Regions from separate parts of the Homo sapiens genome. Here region 1 is linked to region 2. Evidence: read pairs that join two places in POLR2A ChIA-PET (ENCODE). Cell type or tissue: Panc1. All regions are shown on one strand. Links, peaks and the distances in the headings refer to the core of each region. The heading gives the core; the rest is flanking DNA. Region 1 overlaps CTBP2 (C-terminal binding protein 2). Region 2 holds the start of LOC105378543 (a long non-coding RNA gene).

Region 1 (10,374 bases), core at 1,347-9,346, 410 kb after region 2:
TGGTGTCAAACTCCTGGCCTCAAGTGATCCTTCCACCTTGGCCTCCCAAAGTGCTGGGATTACAGGTGTGAGCCACCACGCTGGCCCTCCTCAGCTTTTTTTTTTTTTTTTAAATAACCATTATTATTCCATATTTTTTCTATGAAATCATTTATAAACATAAAATATCTTAAGTCTGTAATTCAGTTTATGATACATATTCAGTTATGATACATTCTTTGCATTTCACTGTTTCATGTTTCAGCCAAATCCCATCCCCCCAACCTTTTTTTTTTTTTTTTTGAGCCAGGGACTCTCTGTCGCCCAGACTGTAGTACAGTGGCATGATCTCGGCTCACCGCAGCCTCTTCCTATTAAAGTACTGGGATTATAGGTGTGAGCCACCGTGTCTGGCCCCTATCCCTCTATTAAGTGCCTTTCAGCAATTCTGTTTTTAGAGGAAAATTCCTTTTTGCTTCTGCTTGCTCCTTTTACCACCCCTGCCCATGAAAGGGGGAGTTACCTGTCCAGAGCAAGTATAGCTTTGGCCGTGATCTTCAAGGACTATTGCATTGGTGCTGACTGCTGGGGCCCCTTGGCCCCCAGGTTCCCACCAGTGGAGCAAACACGAAGGGTGCAGCCTAGTCGGAAGTGTTCCCAAGGACAACATCAGTGTGCAGACTTCCAGGGGAGGGGCATATGAAACTGAGCCAACAGAGGCCAAGATGAGAACCCTCCTGTGACATGGTCCCACCCATTAGGCCATTCCCTTGGTCAGCTGGATGGCAAATACTAGTAGTGTATGCTATGGAGCAGACATTTATTAAGTCCCTGCTGTGTGTCAAGGATTGAGCTAGGACTCTGCAGGAAATGCATGTGTAGTTCAGTCCTGGAAGCTGCCCAGCTTCCGCCTCCTGGAAGCATCCTTTTCTCCCCAGCTGCTCTCGCCTGCACATCTTACATTCTCTGGCTGGTCCTTCTGGGTGTGTTCAGCCACTTTGAGCTGTGCCTGCCTGATCTGCACACTTTGCAAATGTGTAGACTCAGAAAGAGAAACAGCCCAAACAGTGGCCAGAAACTGTTCTTGGAGGCTCTAGGTTGACAAAAGGGTCCTTTAATAGCTCCAGGTTGACCCCTCCCCTAGACACCTGTGCTCCCCCTGAGCCACACCGTGACTTCGGAAGTTCAACTGTCATCCAGTTTGGTCGGCTCTTTCACAAAATAATTTCACTGATTCTGTCAGGCATTTTCATTACTTTGATTTAAAGTTTTTGTGTCAACCTCTGGTACTTTAGAATCTCCAGATGTTGAAAAACAAAATCCCATTGGTAATGTTTGTTTTCCTTTACACTTATGAAAAAAGCAACTTTTATTCTCGCCTAAAATTTATTGTCGAGAGCACGTCTTTTAAAGTAAAAAAATGTTTGCAGCATGTCATACGGCTCTGAAATACTATGTAGGTCGCAGCTTGTTTTGAGGCATAAGTGACAAATATACTTGTGAGAGATGTTATTCTTACCCTATTAAAGAAATTAGAACATGGCTTTTGTGTCTCTGATACTGATTTTATATCTTCGCAACCGAATTTGTGAATCCCAGCTAGAGTAAAAGACACACGTGATGCATGAAGAAAGTGAAATGGTTCTGTTTGGTATTTATCTCATCTTGATCTTTGGCTTGGAAGAACTGATAATGAAACTCTCTTTGGGAGGACAGAGAGCTCTGGGGCATTCATCTCCCAACTAGGTCTCCGAATTTGGTGCAGTTCTTGAAGGCAGGTGGGTTTACACAGTGGTGAGAAGTGGGAAGTATGAAGGGTGTGATCTTCGCCCTCTTTTTGTATGCCCGTTAACAAAACTCAATTGTTAGGCGTTGAGTAGGGCTATTGATTTCTAGCCAACGGAAACACTTACTGTGTAATTTCCAGGAGAGAGACATTTTCAGGTGATGTGGACTCATTCCCTGCAGTTCAGAAGGTAATGAGCAATAGTGATCAATCCTGAGGTTATCCGGGGTGATTTCAGCTTGTCCATTGCATTGATTGATAAATGGCATGCTCTGAGGCTGATTGAGTGATGACCAGCAGCATCAAAGAAAACCCTCAGTTTGCATGGCGGGTATTAGAAGTGGCTGCCTTGATGCCTCCTGTCATCGTTTGAGTGGTAAAGAGACATTCTTTGTATGTTTATAACTCTTGATTTGGGGTCATGGTTATCATCTGTACTAACTGCACAGGTCATCCCGCTCCCATCCCTTTTTCATTCTTTAGAATCCCCCACAGCGGTCCACGCCCCTTGCCAACTTCCTTCCACTATCCTGGTTCTGTTGTTACTCCTGCCGACTGCAGTGCTGTTCCGTGAGCTTCTTGAATGACATCGTACAGTATCTCCGACGCACAGTACGTACCAGTTACAGTTGTCTTGACAGGATCTCCTGTGATCTTTTGTCCCTTTTCAGTTTAGCTCTTGGTGGCTCCATAGGCTCTCAAGCATCCTGGACAGTTCTCTGTGGGCTGGCGTCCTGGGTCAGATTCCAGGGCCGGATGTGAGCTGTGCCTTGACCATTTGAAGAGCTCACCGAAGGAGGTGGGAATGGACGGTGCAGGAAAGTAACTCAGGCACCCGAGGCTGCTGAGCCCAGAGAAGAAGCACCTGTCCTTGGAGTATTGTTCCAGGAAATGGGGAGGCAACCGGTTCCAGAGGGCAGAACTGGGTTGGGAGACAAGGAAGCACAGTTCTTGTAAATCAAGAAAATTTGTAAAGCCACATAAGCTGTCCACCAGTGAGAGAGAGCATGTACATGCTGTGAGCTGCAGTCAGGCCGCCTGGCCACAAGGCATGTTGTGGCATGCTGTGGGAGTCGGCGTTGAAGCATCCCAGAGACCTCTTGTGCTTAAACAAAGCTGAGTTATTCAGCACACTCCTAGATGTGGGGTCTGATTGTTGGTCAAACTGAAGGACTCGAGAAAATGAGGACTAAGTGGGGGGATGAGAGACATGTGAGTGGGTGTTGGGCCAGTAGAATGACAAAAGGAGCAGGCCCAGGCTCTTTGGAAGACAGACCTTTGCCCTTCAGGGGGACTGGGGGAGTGTTTCCTGGCAGGTGTGGACATTCGTCCTCATGGATGTCTTCTTTATAATAACCTGTGGAGGACGGCCCAGCGCATCATGCCACTGACCTTCACTGATGCTTCTGTACTTAAGAAGTAATGTCCCTTGGCTGGGCGCGGTGGCTCATGCTTGTAATCCCAGCACTTTGGGAGCTGGAGGTGGGCGAATCACCTGAGGTCAGGAGTTCAAGACCAGCCTGGGCAACATGGCGAAACCCCGTCTCTACTAAAAATACAAAAATTAACCGGGCATGGTGGCAGGCTATAATCCCAGGTACTCGGGAGGCTGAGGCGGGAGACTCGCTTGAACCCAGGAGTTGGAAGTTGCAGGGAGCTGAGATCACACCACTGCACTCTAGCCTGGGTGACAGAACGAGACTCTGTCTCAAAAAAAAAAAAAAAAAGAAAGAAATTGCCCAAATTTTCCTTTCAAGGTTGAAGTTAGGGCTGAAGAATCAGGGCTGGCTCATGATCTCTTCAGACTCAGTCATCCATCCATTCAGAGATCGTGTGTGTGGGCGCACGTGTGTGTCGTGGACTGTTCCTCAGGATCCGCAGGTGCAGTGGCCGCGCTCCCACTGAACTTGTGTTCTAGAGGCGGAGCCCCCTCCCTGAGGGCCTGGCTTTCTCAGTGTCAAGTGGAGAGCATGTTGTCTTAGTCTGCTTTGGCTACTATAACAAAATTCCATAAGCAGGTGGCTCATAGCAACAGAAATTTAATTCTCACAATTCTTGGGAAATCCAAGACCAAGATGCCAGCAGATTCGATGTCTGATGAGGGCCCAAGTTCTGGTTCAGAGACGGTACTCTCTCGCTATGTGGAAGGGTCAAATGAGATCTTCCTTTTTTTTTTTTTTTTTTTTTTTAAATAAAATTTTGCTCGATTGCCCAGGCTGGAGTGCAGTGGTGTGATCTCGGCTCACCGCAACCTCCACCTCCCAGGTTCAAGCGATTCTCCTGCCTCATCCTCCCAAGTAGCTGGGATTACAGCCGATTACCAGCACACTTGGCAAATTTTTGTATTTTCTCCTGCCTCAGTCTCCCGGGTAGCTGAGATTACAGGGATTGCTGGATCAAAGTTTACCACGCTCGACAAATTTTTGTATTTTTAGTAGAGATGAGGTTTCGCTGTGTTGGCCAGGCTGGTCTCGAACTCCTGACCTCAGGTGATCCACTTACCTCGGCCTCCCAAAGTGCTAGGATTACAGGCATTAGCCACCGAGCCTTGGCCAAAAGAGCTCTTTCATCAGGCACTAATCCCGTTCATGAGTGCTCCACCCTCATCATCTAATTACCACTCAAAGGCCTCACCCTCTAATACCACCACCTTGGGGATGAGGCTTTCAGCATAGGAATTTGCAGGGGGACACAAACATTAAGACCAGAGAGATACTTTGGACTGAGGGGACCCTTTGGTGAGAACACAGGGAGTGGTTCTCTGTGGGGAGGCTGAGATTGGCGTGGCAGGAGGAGGCCAGCCATGGGGCATCTGGGGAAAGGTCTGGAGGCCGAGGGGCTGTACCCAGGGCAGGAGCCAGTGCGGTTGTGGCCCTGTGAGGGCAGACCCGGATCTTGACCACGAAGGCACTGGGCGTTGCTGGAGAGCTTCCAGACACTGGGCTAGGATCACATTTCAGTTTCCAGTGAGAATCCTCCTGGGTGTCTCTGGAAAATGGCTTGGAAGGCATAAGAGCAGAAACAAGGGGATCATTTGAGTGAACTCATATAGTAGCAGAGCTGTGCATTGAGATTACCCACACCCCAGCTGCGAGAGTCCCTGTTAATGCAAGGTGGCCAGTTTAAAGCTGACAGGACTAGATTTCCCCATGGAGTGATTTGCTGAAGGCTTTGGGCTGGAAGTTCCAGCGCCCGCAGAAAACTTACTGTTGGAGGTTCTTCGCCCTCGTTTCTGAAGGAAAGCTCCCAGCTCTGCCTGGAGCCTGGGATGGAAATTGTCTCTGGTTAATAGGATCTTTAAGACAGCTAAATCCTGCACTAAAGACTTGATGCAACTGCTGTTGCACACGGAGGTGGCTCCCCTGCCATATGCCCGCAGAGCTTTCTTTCATTGTCATTACAGAGAGTCAGGCGTGTGTACAGGAAGGAGACGGGATCCTGCCGTAATGACTTTGTCTTCACCATCTTTTCTCAGCTGCTTAAATTGCTGTCAGGGCAGCGTAGGAATCTTAAAGGAGGGAGTTTTCTCTCATATAATTATGCTGTTGGTAAAAATGTTGGCGGCTTTTCTCTACTTTTCCCCTTAGCCACCAAAATAAAACTCTTTATCTTGGAACTCGGCAGCTGTTTGCAATCCGCCTCATTTCTCCTGCTGATGTATTGGTGTCGCAGCTTGGGTGATGGGTGGTGACGTGAGGGTTGAAGGTAATTTCTGTCGCAGTCCCATGGTCATGAGCCAAGACCTGGAGTGCTGGAGGTGCGCCAGGTCGGGTCATCTTTGGGTTTTGCCCAGTGAGCTGTTGCTAAGGAGAGGGCTTTGTTTGCCTAGAGCTGGGGGAAATGTTCAAGGGCAGGCACACATTGGCAGAGATCTGCTGACGTGGCGACGGCGGAACTCATGGCTGTGTGTCAAGCCTGGGCAGTAACAGGTGGCGAAGGCCAAACCTTTGGGGGCAGACTTGGGGCAGCAGTGGAGACGTGTTTTGGGGATCTCAAGGCGTCTTGGTGGGAAAGAGTGCCGGTGGGTCAGGAAGGCGGGGGTGCTGGGACACTGCTGCTGCTTGGGTGGGGTCAGGACCTGCTACACAGATACCAGACCCACCCTCTGCCAGGGGACACAGAACGGGCAAGGAGAAGGGCTGTGCTTCTGAGTGCTTCACTGGTCTGGAAACCCATGTTTTAACTGGGGCCACCCCCGGACCCCTGAGACTGAGGTGGTGTGAACCTCAGGGCTGGGGAGGTGGCTTCCAGGGGACCACCTCCTCACGCCCTCCCTTCCCAGAGAGGATGGGGAAGGTTTGGGCGGGAGCCTCCGGACTGGTAGGGACTCCACCTAGAGGCCAGCCCCTCCTGGGGTAGGCACAGAGGCCTCCAGAGCGCCTCCCTCTGAGTCACATTCCTTCTCATTTAGTCACCTTTCCTTCCACGGGGCTGCTGTTGGCTCGAAATAGAAGGATGACTGGACCGTTCTCCGTGCAGCTTCTTCCCTGAGATGTTCCCCAAGCCCCTCAAGGCATCCTTTGTGATGCACTTCTAAACAGCAGCCGGCTGGGCTCACAGTGGCTCACACCTGTAATCCCACGACTTTGGGAGGCCAAGGCAGGAGGATTGCTTGAGCTCAGAAGTTCAAGACCAGCATGGGCAACATACATAACATCTCTACAAAAAATAAAATAACATAGTGGGCTCTCTTCTCTACAAAAAATCAAAAAACGTAGCTGGGGCCAGGCGCCGTGGCTCACACCTGTAATCCTAGCACTTTGGGAGGCCAAGGCGGGCAGATCATTTGAGATTAGGAGTTCTAGACCAGCCTGGCCAACATAGTGAAACCCCATATCTACTAAAGAATACAAAAATCAGCTGGGCGTGGTGGCGCATGCCTCTAATCCCAGCTACTCGGGAAGCTGAGGCAGGAAAAATGCTTAAACCAGGGAACGGAGGTTGCAGTGAGCCCAGATCGCACCACTGCACTCCAGCTGGATGACAGAGCAAGACTCCGTCTCAAAAAAACAAAACAAAAAAAACTTTAGCTGGGTGTGATGGTGCGTGCCTACAGTCACAGCTACTTGAGAAGCTGACGTGGCAGGACGGCTGGAGTCCAGGAGGTCAAGACTGCACTCCAGCCTGGGAGGCAGAGTGAGATCCTGCCTTAAAACAAACAAACAAACAACAGCGAGTGTATCCTGGGTGCTTGTTCGGACTAAGGTGCAAACAGAGGGCTTTGCGTTATGGTCTTTGATCCTGGTGGCATTTTCATTAGACTAGATGGTCACGGTAATGTGGTATCTTTTCCTTTTTTGTAGACAGGCGACTGAGTCTCAGAGGGCGGTATCCTCGCCCAGGTCGGGGGTCTGCACATGGCTGTCAGTGTTGTGTCCTCGGACAGCCCTGTCCTGGGAACTCAGAGGCTCAGCAGTGGTGCCTGTGGAATGGGCCTCTGTTTTCACCGAGTAGTTGACCCCATCTGGCACGACAGGGAGACTCTTTTTTATCCAGAAGCCAAATCAAGAGAGGCTTTTCTGAGTGACTTGGCTGTGCTTTTTTCCAGCTTTGGAAAGTATGTTGAGAATGCGTGCTGGCCCTGGTGGTCTTACGTTGTTGGTGTCAGATGTAAACTTGCGACGTGAAGGCAGAATTTAAGTCTAGCTTTATTTAGTCCAACACGTGTTCTGCAGCAGCCGCTGGCTGCAGAGCCAAGGGGATAACCATCCCCTCCCAGTACTTGCAGTCTGGTGGGGACCAACCCCCCAGAGAGATGGACCCTGTGCTGGCTCAGAGAGAGAGGGCACTTAAATCTTGCTTGGTGTGCTCTGGGAAACCCTCTCCTGGAGCATTGGCTTCTGAGCTGAATTTTCTGGAGTAGAAGGTAATGCCGAGGCCTGCTGGACATATGTCCTGTGAAAATTCTCAGAAAGGCTGGGTGCAGGGGCTCACGCCTATAATCCCAGCACTTCAGGAGGCCGAGGCGAGCGGATCATTTGAGGTCTGGCATTCGAGACCACCCTGGCCAACATGGTGAAACCCCGTCTCTACCAAAAATACAAAAAGTTAGCCAGGTGTGGTGGCGTGCACCTGTGGTCGCAGCTACTCAGGAGGCTAAGGCACGAAAATCACTTGATCCCACGAGGCGGAGGTTGCAGTGAGCTGAGATCATGCCACTTCACTCTAGCCTGGGCGACAGAGCAAGACTGTTTCAAAAAAAAAAAAAAAAAAGAGGAAAGCTGGCAGAATGATCATGGATACAGTGTGCAAACGTGACTTGTGCAGCCACCATACTCTCCTCATGGGGGAGTAAAAATTAGCTGGAAATGATACCTGAGGCAAGAGGCCTATTAAATCTTATTAATAATTGATTTTAGTGGGAAGTACAAGTTCAGTACATAAAGCAGGAGCTTTTTGGGGAAGTTACTGAGTTTTTTGTCTTCTCCAGAGAGAGGCCAGAAGGGCAGCATCTCCAAGGTGAATCTGCCCATTGGCTGTAAGGAGCATGGACGAGGACTTAAGAGGCAGCCCATCTGGCCACATCTCCAAGGCGAGGCTGTCCACTGGCTGTAAGGAGCATGGATGGGGATTTTGAAGACAGTGTGTCCCGGAGCCGGCCTGCAGAGACAGGCTGCCTGGGGGGAGGAGGGCAGCCCCCAGCTCCGGCGTGGCCAGCCCTGACCTTGGGCCATCAGGGAGGGCACGCCAAGCTTTGTGACTTTCAGGTCTGTTCCCTTGCCCACGGGCTGGTTCTGGCTGGTTTCTGGACTGTACTGTGGCCGTGTGGAATTCTCTGGCACACAGCAGCAGGTACAGAGCCTGCCCCTGGGCAGCGCTGACCATGCTGGCCTGGGGTTTGGATACTTGAGCCTGGGTAGAGACAGGGTGGGTTCTCGGTGGCCACTTCCTCTGCAGCAGCCAACAGCAGAGACAGAAGGAGGCCTGGGACCTTGCCCTGCCTGACCCGCCTGTCTTTCCATCTGAAGCGCCCCTGACATGCTGTGACTCTTACTTTATTTTTGGTAGTTTACCTTAAAGAGTAATGAAATCACATTGCAAAAATTTGGGTTCTCTGGGAAAATATCAGTCAATCTTGATTCTAAAACTTGAACACAATCACTGTGGCCATTCATGTCTATTTTTTTTTTCCCTTTAACTTTTTCTTTTGACATAATTACAGACTTACAGAAGAGTTGTAAGAATGGAACAAAGAATTTCTAATTACCCTTTACCTAGCCTCTCCAAATGACATTTTACCACATTTGCTTGTGTTTCTCTCATATACAGAAACACACGCACAGAGTATATAATCTTCAGATCCCTCTGAGATATTTGCAAATATATAAGGCTAAAGTATTTAGGGATGGAGGAGTTAATTTTTCCTAAACACAGTGCCCATTCTTTCACATAAGACAAGTATCAAGGTCAGGAAATTAACATTGATAATCATATCTAATATTCAGATCTTACTGATTTTGCCAGTAGTCCCAATAAGATCCTTTATAGCAAAAGAAACTTCGGATTCTGCGTTGCCTCTGGTTTCCTTGTCTCTTTAGTCATCTTTAATCTGGAACCGTTTCTTGTCCTCCTTTGTACCATGACATTGATGTTTTTGAAGAGAGCAGATGAGTCATTTTGTAGAATGGCCCTCAGTTCAGTTTGTCCTGTGTTTTTTCCTGATTGGAGTTGGGCACTTTGGGCGGGAATGCTCAGGACCCACTGTTGTTGTCAGCACAGCGGATTAGGAGGGCACATCATGTGAATTTATCTTATTATTGGTGGGGTTAACTTTGATCACTTGGCTAAGATCGAGTCCGTCTTTCTCCACTGTAAAGCTATTATCTCAATCTCCTTTTTTTTTTTTTTAAGTCCTGTACATGATTTTGTGCATCGTAACATACCAGGTCTGGGTATGGGATGTGGGAGGCAGCGCTGTGCCCTTAATTTGTGGAGGTGACGCATGTGCAGTTGCCTCCACTGAACGTTAAAAGTGCACTCCTGTGACCCTGAGTTGAGTTCAGAGACTCCTATCAGGTCAGAAGAGCTCCTGCTGTTGACCTGCAGGGCACAGCTTGAGACCTAAGTCTGGCCCTTCCAGATGGGCCATGGCTAAGGTTCCCTCATTCAATAAATAATTGATGACTTCAGCTGCTGTATGCATGGATTTCTTGCGTGACTATTTTTCCCCCTTTTTAAATTTCTTATGTGCGTCTGGAGACCCTTTGGCAGTGGGGCCTGGAGCTCCTTTTAGAAAAGATCCACAGGAGATTGTGTTTCCAATGATGACAGCCAAGATGGCACAGGTGGCAGCCCTCCCATGCTAGGGGTGTTGTCAGGTCGACAGCGCTCAATCCCCATTGTTCCAGAACGGCCAGAGGACAGTGACCAGGGGCAGAGGAGAGTGCACTCTCATGGCCCAGCCCCTCACTTAGCCCACCTGCCCTGGGCTGGGTGCACTGGTGGCTACCACTGCTTGGTAAGAGGTACGGGTGACAGATGTCTTGGTTGACGGTGTGGGTGTGTGTTTTTTTTTTACCCCTAATCCAAGGAAACTGGGTGTATTTCTCTTTGTGAGTTTTGACTGCTGTTCCCCTAAGTCAAGTTATATGGAAGCATGATTTATCTTC
Region 2 (10,374 bases), core at 750-8,749:
ACTTCTCATCTTATATTCAGGCAGTCTTGCTTGCTTCCTTGCTTGCTTGCTTGCTTCTTTCCTTCTTTCTCTCTTCCATCCCTCCCTCCCTGCCTCCCTTCCTTCCTTCCTTCCGTTTTTTGAGATAGGGCCTCATTCTGTTGCCCAGCCTGAGTACAGTGGCGAGATCTCGGCTTACTGCAACCTTCACCTCCCAGGTTCAAGCGATTCTCATGCCTCAGCCTCCCAAGTAGCTGGGATTACAGGCATGCACCACCACGCCTTGCTAATTTTTGGCATTTTTAATAGAGACAGCGTTTTGCCAAGAGTCTGAAACTCTTGACCTCAAGTGATCCACCCGCTTTGGTCTCCCAAAGTGCTGGGATTACAGGCATGAGCCACCATGCCTGGCCTGTCTTTCTTTCTTAACTTCCCTTTTTTCATTGGCTCCTGTTGGGTCTTCTCTTCTTCTGCCAAGGTAATTTTTGATTCTAATATTATTTCACAAGATGCTGATCACCAATTCTACTTCTTTATACAGAAAGCCTCTCGACTAGGATGATGAAAAGCAATTGTTTCCACTAATAATTAAAGTCCTGAAATTTGTAAACTGTTCATAAACAAAAATAGATTAAGATAATAACATCTCCTTCATACTCTGTACTGCAATACGCTTACTCAAGTGGGAGAGAAAGGGTTAGGTTTACAGCTGGCAGGCCGGGGCTTACACACATCTCAAAACACTCTGCAGTTGGTAATCTGGGCAAAGCACAGGAACATGACCCACATGACGTGATACCATCAGTCATGTCTCCTAAAGTAGGACAACATTAAGAAACACTCATGCTTTACCAAAATCCTATCTCTCTACTCAAGCTCCTTCGGAGACTCTCTGAGCATATTTTCTATTGGCATAGACTATGAAATAAAGGGAAAAACAGTCGTCAGAAGGCCTGGGTTTAAGTCTTATATCTAATCACTGATCCCACATGGCTGTGGGAAAATGGACACATGTTTTCTCATCTGTAAAATGGAGCGACACTGGACAATGTTGTGAAGAATGAAATGCTGTAATATATATGGAAGCCCTCTACGCATGTAGGACATTACATTGGCCAACAGTTTCCACCTTGTGCTCCAGAAATACTAGGGGCTGCATGAAAGGGCTTAAAGGCCATTGAGAGTGAACCTAGAAGGCCACCTGCAGTCCCTGCACCTCCATCTCTGGCCGCACAAACACTTGGCTCATAGCAGAGCCATCCTGATCTGTTTTGCAAATAGGGCTCCCAAGAAGAATTACTCTGAAAGATTTAGCCAACAATAAAAAGGGGAAGAGGGCTGAAAACTACTGACAAAAATTATTAATCCAAGTAAGTAACTTGTAATTACAAAATGACCATTTCGGATTCATGCATATAATATTCAGATTTGTACATGTAAGGTACACATGATCTAGAGATTTGTACAGTTGTACATGTATTGTACAGATACTAAAAGTAGACCTCTGTACATATAAAATCTTGCTGTTCATAACATTACCATGAAAACCTATGTTTTGACTCTCAAAAGATGGTGGCTTGGTTTCTTGTTCTTCAGAAATAAACATATCAAGTGATGCTGTTCATTAAATTGCATGGTATGAAACAATATCGCACATGACATGTATACATGACCAACACAACCAAACATTAAGCTACACAACATGAGGTCTCTTAATTATTAGCAGTCATATTGAGATTAAATTAGGCATTAAATTAAGTTTAAAGAGAGATTAAATTGTGACATGAGGTACAGTAAAGACACAATAGGCATTGAAAATAAAAGGCAATTATTCAGAATAAAATCACAGTCTTAAGGTTCTGAATACCTGTCTGCTTTCAAATTTAAATTTAAGTTTATTTTGGTCTAAAAATAGGGATGAAAAGGTGAATTTCATTATCTTAGTGCCTTAATTTTGGAAATCTTGGGTACCACAGTCTATCAGAAGTTTTCTAACACAATGTTGGTGAGGAGTTTTTATGTCAGATATGAGTTAAGTTTCCATCAGTTTGTATCATATTTTATTCTTTTATATGATTATTTTCTTTACCTAAGTTCCTTTTTTAGTAGATAAAATATCTAATATTTAGAGAGCTTCTCAATCTTTATTTTTTTCTTTTAATTAGCTCATACTGCTCCTCTCTGACCTTTGCAAATATCCCCACTAGCCAAAAGGATTTTCTCAAACTTTAACTTCCATAATTTGCATTATGAAAAAAATAAGTCTGTATAATAACAGTCTTTCTTCACTACACTATGGAGTTTATGCTGAAATTCCAACATGCCTCTCCACTTTTTCTGTCTGTTTGAAGATCAACAATGCAGATCACAGGATGTAATCAAACCTGAAAAACACCGTCAAGCATGCTGTTTTAAAGCTGTAGCGCATAGGCTGGGCTTCTTGGAACCTGGGCTTATGGAGTTCTCCTTGTGAATTTCGTTTTCATTAGAAATGCCTTCTCCCAAAGACATAAAACACACACACAAAATTGACCTTACCTAAAGTGTATAAATGATGTAAAATAGTTTCTTTCAGAAACGAAACAATAAATTCACCATTTTATTCACATAATCATTCAACACTGAAAATATTGTGATAAGCTTGTAACTTTAAGGCTTCCGATATGAAATTCTATATCCAGCATGGAAGTGCTATATTTCTACCTAAAACCTTTCCTCTTTTTATGCTGTTCTAGGACATAGTTCAAGTCCATGATTTGTACGTAGATCTGGCGTAGATTTTGAAATTTCATTAACAGGAACAAATCCAGTTTCTGTTGATTTCTTCACAGGAGTCTTTCCACCGCTTCAGAACATGCCTGGTGACCTCATTTATGTGAACACTTTAGCCAGAACAAAACTCAGCAAGCCACTGATGAATCCAGTGAAAAGGAGAGACCTACTGAGCCTTTGGGAATGTATGATGCCTTGGATTGGTCCAGGGTTCTGAAGCCTAAGTCACTCATTGTACGCAGGAAGCCGAATGTAAGACCTTCCACAAGCACTTTCACAAACAGGGGTCTGTTTACAACATGTGCTCCCAAAGCCCACGGTCTCTTTGCCAGTGATTGTCTGTCAAACGTCCAAGCTCTGCCGTGCCAGGGCAGCTTCAGTTATCCACGTTTCCCAGGCCACACAGCCTGGGCAGAAAATAACCACAATGACAGTCACAAAGCAGATTCCTCTAATTCTACCCCCCCCAGAGTCAGAAAAACCGTGTGATATGTGCCATGTCCCTCCCCTTCCTTTCCAGCTGCTGTGTGGATGAGGTCTCCTGCTGCTCTGGGACCGTGCTTCACTCCAAGCCTCAGAGGTGGACACCTTTGATACCAGGGTGACCAATCCCTGGTCCTGGTCCTACCTACATGAGAGTGATAGAGCTCTGGGCTGGGGTACAATTGAGTGACACACTCTTCCAAGTCCTCTTCCTCCACCACAGAGCACAATTTCATAAAGGTTTTGGCTTGCATTATAGGTAAGACAGCACTGTGAGGTGGGGTGGGGTGGTGGGGGTGATGAGAGATGATGTTTGAGCAGGGAGGAAGAGTAGAGGTGGGCCAGCAGACAGATGGGGGTTGGAAAGCCCAGGGCACATCTACTTGGGCAAAGCAGAATCTTATAGTTAACCCATCCTCCTAGGCAGTTTGTCTTACTCAAACCAGTGTCGCAAAGTAGTTGTCCAGCCCCAGAAGTGAGATGTATTGTGGTAAATAAAACAGTCTCTGAATCCCTTTAGAACTCCACAGGGATTCCAGAATTCCCTTAGGCTTCTTCCAGATTGGGCCTTGGATAACTGCCCAGGTGGTCAGGCTTTTATCAGCTTCATCCTTCACCCACCATGAAAGGACACTTCCTGTTTGCCTCCTGTCATTCCCCAAGTCAAGGATCCCTCCTGCAAATGACCTGGCTCCCTCCAGGAGCATGGCCCAGGCCCCTGTGCTGGGCCTTATGGCCATAAAGGATTTCTGGGTCAGGAAGGGAGACTGCGGCCAGCTTCTCCTGCAACAGTGCAACTTGGGCACAGTGGCAGCAGCTCCACGTTGGGTCGCTGGAGACCCACACAAAATGGCTGATGGATAATGACAGCAGGTAATGGTGCCAGGGGATGGCAGCTGAGTAATAGCCACTGGGTAATAGCTTCAGGGCAATGGCTGCAGGGCAATGATTGCTGGGTAATGGTTGCAGGGCAATGGCTGCTGGGTAATTACTAAAAGGCAATGGCAGCCAGATAATAGCATAATGGCTACTGGGTAATGCCTATGCTCGCTGGCATACATGCAGCCCGGGTCAGCTGCCAGGTGGGGTGGGTGGGGCTTATTTCCTCCTGGGGCACATCCTTGGTGAATGTCCACCCTCTGCAGAGCTGCTAACTGAGCCCTCAATATGCTGGAATCTGCAAAGGAAACATGGCCGATTCTAGGCAGTGAACCAGCTCCCTCTTTCCTTACCTGGCATTCGCATCACCACACTTTCCAGTGTGCTTCCCTGTGAGCTTTTCACCATCCCTGTCCCTCAACCAAAATTCATCTCAACCAAAATTCAAACTGAGTCATGCAAACATGTATTTTTCATTTCTGTCCAAGCAACTATTTATAGTCTCATTAACAAATTTTAAGTAATATAAGTAAATGTTACCCAGATAATCTTAAAGCCTTCATCTCACTCAATAAACATCTAATGAGAAATGAAAACTATGGATATTCTGTCAATACAGGTTGTTATGTAAATCTTCTGTCTAGTTTTTTTGTTTGTGTTTAAGAAAAATATTTGTTGGTGTTATAATTATTGTTAAATACAAATATTTAGGACAAGGTAAATGCATAAAATTTAGAAGTAGTTGCCCAGAGATAAAATTATTTGCCAAAGCTTTCATAACTAAGAATAGGAAAGGCTAGAATGATATCCTGGGTATTTTATTTGTTTTCCCACACAGTGCTTTCATGTCCCCTCCTGGTATCTGTCAGAATTTATAAATACCAACTGCAAGTTCAAGCATTATTTTCTAAATCAAAAAGTGAAATCTTTTTGGAGGAAGCTCAAAGGCTGTGCCTTGATTAGCATAGACAACTAGATTAGAACCACTGGCTGTAACTTGGAGCAAAATCTTGCAATTTTATTCTTGTCACTCCCTGGGGAGCAATTGCACTTGTGGGTGCATTGCACTCTGGCCTCCTTTGATCTCTTTATTCAGACCTCCTGTTTACTGCATTAAAACAATTCACTTCATTCATCAGCCAGTCTTTCTTTGTTCATTAGATCGAATTATTATTATTATTATTATTATTATTATTTTGGTTAAGGGCACAAGGAGGTGCATTTGGACTCATTTCTGTATCCTCTGTCACAGATTAAATTTTATTTTTTCCATCTTTTGAAAGAGTTGTGCTGTGGAGATTTCCTAGACTAAGTAGTGTGCTGATTTTCTTTTCCCTGCTCTCATCCCTCCTATTGGATGCAGAGTCGAGTTTCCTTGTTATCATTCTTGTAACCAAAAAAGCAAAGATGATCTCTTTGGAGATGTTTGGAGAAGCTGGGGATTCCATTTTCTAGCGATGGGGTCAAGATGTTTGGATTGGTGACAATATGTGTCCATCCTGTTCCAATTCTGTCTGGAGTAGGGAAGATTGCCTTTTCTTTCTCTTCCTTGCTATGCTGTTATTTGTCAGTCTTCTGAAGCTAGAAGGTGATGCTGTTTAGCATGTAAATAAAGCAACACTTTTTCCAGTAAATAGCTCTGTCTAGCATTATATGCCAGGAGCTCTCATCCACACAATGATGAATTCAATTCCTGCATTGTGCTTTCCTTTCCTGTCCTTTCACAGAGGGAAAGGTGATCACACTGTAATTATATAAATCCCTTTTACTTTATTTTTTCTGATTGTGCCTCTAATTTTCCTAGTCTCGTCATAGATAGCATTTCGCCTTGCTAATATAAAATTTCTGTGGCAGTCTTTGTGAATTAATTTACTTCCTATAGTCCAGTGTTTTATAGATGATGTAAATGAAGGATATGGCTTGCAGATCTATTTAAAGAGACGTGCTTATACTTCACTGTTTTGGCCAGATGAGTGGGCACATGCTTTTGCGTTTTTATTTGAACCCCCCCGAAGTTGGTCATTATATTTTGAATGCCACAGCACGTCTATACCATTATTTAAAGGATCTTGTTCATTCATCCATATAATGATTGGCATTGGCTATAACTTGATGCAATGTTACACTATTTTAATTCTTTCTCAGGCAATGTTATCTTTGATCGCTTCCTATTCACTGGGAAAAAAAACCCCACACAATTGCAATCCCACACTATGTTTCAGTGATGATGCCAAGTGCTCCCTGGAATATAGCTATTCAAGACAATTTCTCCACCCTCAGGCTGCTCATTAAAGGGATGGCAGTTTCTAACTTTAATGAATAAGGTAGAGTGAAAATTCCACTCTTCTTTGAAAGAGACTCCGTGGTTTTCCTTTTTAAAGTGTTTTCTGCTGCCTATTTCTTTGTTTAATTGGAAATGGTGTACACTCCTCCATAACCATGGCCACAACTCAATATGCAAAGTATTTCCTTGTCACATTTCCTTTTTTGTGGTTCAAGTGTGTATTTTATCAAAGAATTCCAGAAAAAGCTTTGTATCTTTCCCCCAAAAAACACGCCATTGATTACGTATAGTGCATCTAGATTGTCATCTTGTCCATGGGTAGAGTTACTCCTATATTTTGGGGATTTTACCTCCCTTCTTACCAAATACTGATTTAATATGTTCTTTTAACCCAGGGACATTCACGGCAGCTCCAAGTCCTCATTGAAAAGTTTAGCAAGAAAGAGCCAAGTAAGAAAGAATGACAGGGACCAGTGTTTAGGAAATGCTGCCTTCTTTTCAAAATCCAGTAGCCCCAAACCCAGCCAAACTTGAGTTCCTTTCTGTGTTTTAAAGGCATAAATTCTCTTTCTTCTTTTTACATAAATGAAGTCTAAAAATTTCTATTTATCTCATAGCGAATCACAACCATAAAGCAGGACTCAAAGTATAGGAGGGATTTTAATATTTTAAGACAAGTTCTGGGAGATTCAGTCACATCCCAGACTTACTGTGTTGGTGTAGGAGCAAGCAGGTCTGCATCATGCTAGGTCTTGGAGACTTTCTTTCCTTAACTTCCCCACTTAAGGCCAGTACCTGAACTCCTGAGCACCAGCAGATTCACATGTGTGCAGTAGTCAGATGAGAGAGAGGGACCCGTGGATATTAGGATGTGTATTCAAACTCTGAAGGTATTAGTGCTAATGACGAACGCATTGCTCTAGTTACTGTTTATTTAGCACTTGTTCTGTGCATGACAGTGTTCAGGCATCTGGAGCATCCAAGATATATACGCTATGATCTGTACTCCCCTGGGGCTTTCAAAATAGTGGAGAAGATGCATCTAATTTATTTGAAATGAGGAGAGAACAATAAGAAATAGTTAAAACTAAATGCTGGCTATGCTCAGTTAGCATGGGACATACTAAAAAAAAATCATTACTTATTTAAAATTCAAATTTCACTAGGGGTCTTGTATTCTTTCTGGCAACCCTAGCCCTGTGGATGTGCATGGTCATCAAGAGCTGAAATTGATGGTCCCACCACTGGCTTCTACTAGCTAACACACGCCACAAGTGGTAGAGTGACCACTTGCACGTGTACGCTGTCTTACTATTTACAAAGCATTCCGTATACATATTTACATTGAATCTTCACCATAGCCCTGTGAGATAGATACCACGAATCCACTTTTCAGAGGAGGAAAGTGAGGCTCAAAGCCCTTATCTGAGTTTCAAATTCAATCATCAAGGGGGATGGATCCCCGACCCCAATTTTATGATCCCAAATCCAGTGCTTTTTCACTACACCACAGCAGCCCATATTGTTCCACAGCTGGTGGGCTTTCTTCACTTCACAAAGCTTCCATCGCTTCAGTTTGGCTGCCAAGTTTCCTATTGGAGTGGCAACTTCCTGTCCAAAGCCACTTATTCGCCACTCATTGTTCCTGGCTAAGGCCACCCTCAGCCTGTTAGAAGAGTGAAGGGCTAGGAAGAAAGTTGTGGGGGAGTTTGCGATGGTTTTCCCTGGGGCTTTTCTCTAAATCCCGTGTTTGGAAGTCCTTTCTGAATGAACTCACACTTGGACTGAAGAGGGAGATTGCCCATGATCCTGAACTCGTTCAGCTGGTGCATCAGTCAAGTTGGTTGCCTTTTTTTATGCTGGAAAATTTTATTTTGCTAATAATGATGAATATGGAAGTGAGAAAATAACCTTAACAATTGTTATTTCTGAACTTTAATTGTTATTTTTCTTGATGGTGTAATGCAAACTGTAAAAACATTCGAACTAGATATGAACGTAAGATATAAAATAGAGATACCTCTCATAATTCCACTTTCTTTTTCCACTTCTCAGAAATCATCCTTATAACAGATTGATATATATTTGATGTATAATCTTTCAAGGTCCTTTTCTGAATTTCTACAAATATACATATTCCAATTATTTTACAAAAATGCGATCATGTCGCTTCGTAATGTTTTTCCACTTAAGTAATTATCTTAAACAATTCCATGTCCACACACATAGATTTACTTTTTTTGTTTTTAGTAGTTGCAGAGTATTCCATTGTATGTACATACCACAATTTAGTTAACCAATATCCTATTAATGTACATTTGGATTTTTTCAGATTTTAAAAATTGTAACCAATATTACACTTTTTGTGAATATTTCTAGAGAGTAGGTTTCTAGAACTGGACTGTCTAGGCTGGAGTGTGCACGTTTGATATGTGAAAAAGCATTGCCCAGTGGCAATCTAGAAGAATTTTACCTACCGCCCCTTCTGTCACTTCCTATTCAAGTTGATCTTGAGATTTTTCACATCTTCTTCGTTTTTACAAAGGACATGAATTTTTATCCTATATGTGTGACAAATATTTTCCCCAGCTTATTCTTTATCTTGTGACTTTGTTTATCATTTTTTTTATTGTGCAAACATCTTTCATTTCTAGGGAGCCTCATTATCTAGTTTTATGTGATTTTTAGCTTTCTCACTATATCAGAAAAGCCTTCCCTATGCCAACATTGCATAAGTCACTCATGTCTTCTTCTAGTGCTTTCGTAGTTTTAGATTGTTACATTTAAATCTTTGAAGCATCTACAATCTATTTCAGTGTAAACAGTGTGATAGGGATCTAACTTCATGTTTTCCCAACGGCTAACCATCTTAGTTATCCATCTTTTACCCATTGATTTAAAATGCCATTGTTATCGTACATTAAATTTCTATATATACTTGAGTCTTTTTCTGAACAGTGTATTCTGACCTACTGGCATTTCTCCCTATTCCTGAGTCAGTATGGCACTTTTTAAAATGCTGAAACTTCCAATATATTTTAATATTAGTGAGGGCAAGTTTTTTTCCCCAAGCTCTTGATTCTCCATTTGCACGTGCTTATTTTCACAGATGAGTTTTTGGCTCATTTTTATCATATTATATCATATCTCAAGTCAATAATTTTTCATGGGAATTTTTATTTTATTGCAGTGAATATACAGATGCTTCTTGACTTACAATGGGATTTTGTTCCAATAAACCCATCGTAAGTTAAAAATACATTTAATACTCTTACAAACATCATAGCTTAGCCTAGCCTAGCTTAAGCATGCTCAGAACACTTATATTAGCCTACAGTTGGGCAAAATCGTCTAACACAAAGCCTGTTTTATAATGAAGAGTTGCATGTCTCATGTAATTTATCAAATACTGCAGTGAAAGTGAAAAACAGAAAAGTTGTATGGGTACTTGAAGTACAGTTTCTATCTACTGAATTCGTATAGCTTTTGCACTATCTTAAAGTTGAAAAAATGTACATTGAACCATAAAAGCCAAAGTTCCCTTTACTACCAACCACGGTTTTGGTCTCAATCCTCTCAGCCCTGTTAGCAACTTGGTGCATGTCCTTCCAGACCCTGACCTATATATTTACAGACTAAAAACACAAGTGTGCACAGATATACAATATAAATGGGTTTCTACCAGGGCTGGGCTGACCGCCAGAACATACCGGGAAAGCTGTTAAATACTGAACTAGTTCCATACAAGCTGGTTAATAGCTGCTGCCCCCAGGCCTCCCTGCTGACCCACTCTGAGCTACCCCAGCTTCTCCCCTGCATAGCATTTATTATTACATCAGATTTTGCACATACATTCACCAATGGCATTGGTTTATATTTGTGTGGGTGCTATTTTTTTTTTGTCGTGTTTTGGTGTCAGGATTATACCAGCTCTACAGAATGATTTAGGAAAAATTTATTTTTTAAAAAAATTCTCT

Evidence for each region. Peaks named below come from ENCODE experiments on the same cell type or tissue, not always from the same donor. Only the 100,000 strongest peaks of a DNase experiment are listed, where the experiment ranks them.
Region 1: POLR2A ChIA-PET joins it to region 2 with 25 read pairs; 3 of 35 experiments call an interaction of 5 or more read pairs at or near these places.

What each region holds. Positions count from the first base shown.
Region 1 is chr10:125,080,194-125,090,567 of GRCh38, reverse strand. All of the region lies in intron 2 of CTBP2 (C-terminal binding protein 2), which reads left to right. Among named protein-coding and RNA genes, the nearest start is that of MIR4296, 53 kb to the right of the region's middle. RefSeq lists enhancers at 2,394-3,220, 4,877-5,704, 7,361-8,188, 8,189-9,017. In Panc1, for the core only: no CTCF peak of the experiment used is centred there; DNase peaks (open chromatin) are centred at 5,547, 6,177 and 6,867; H3K4me3 peaks cover 2,305 bases; H3K27ac peaks cover 2,209 bases.
Region 2 is chr10:125,487,573-125,497,946 of GRCh38, reverse strand. It overlaps LOC105378543 (a long non-coding RNA gene), which reads left to right and starts at 3,793. Exons shown (of 3, transcript XR_007062331.1): 1 at 3,793-4,107. It overlaps LOC124902521 (a long non-coding RNA gene), which reads right to left and starts at 3,800. Exons shown (of 2, transcript XR_007062332.1): 1 at 3,672-3,800; 2 at 2,549-3,158. In Panc1, for the core only: no CTCF peak of the experiment used is centred there; no DNase peak of the experiment used is centred there; H3K27me3 peaks cover 3,818 bases.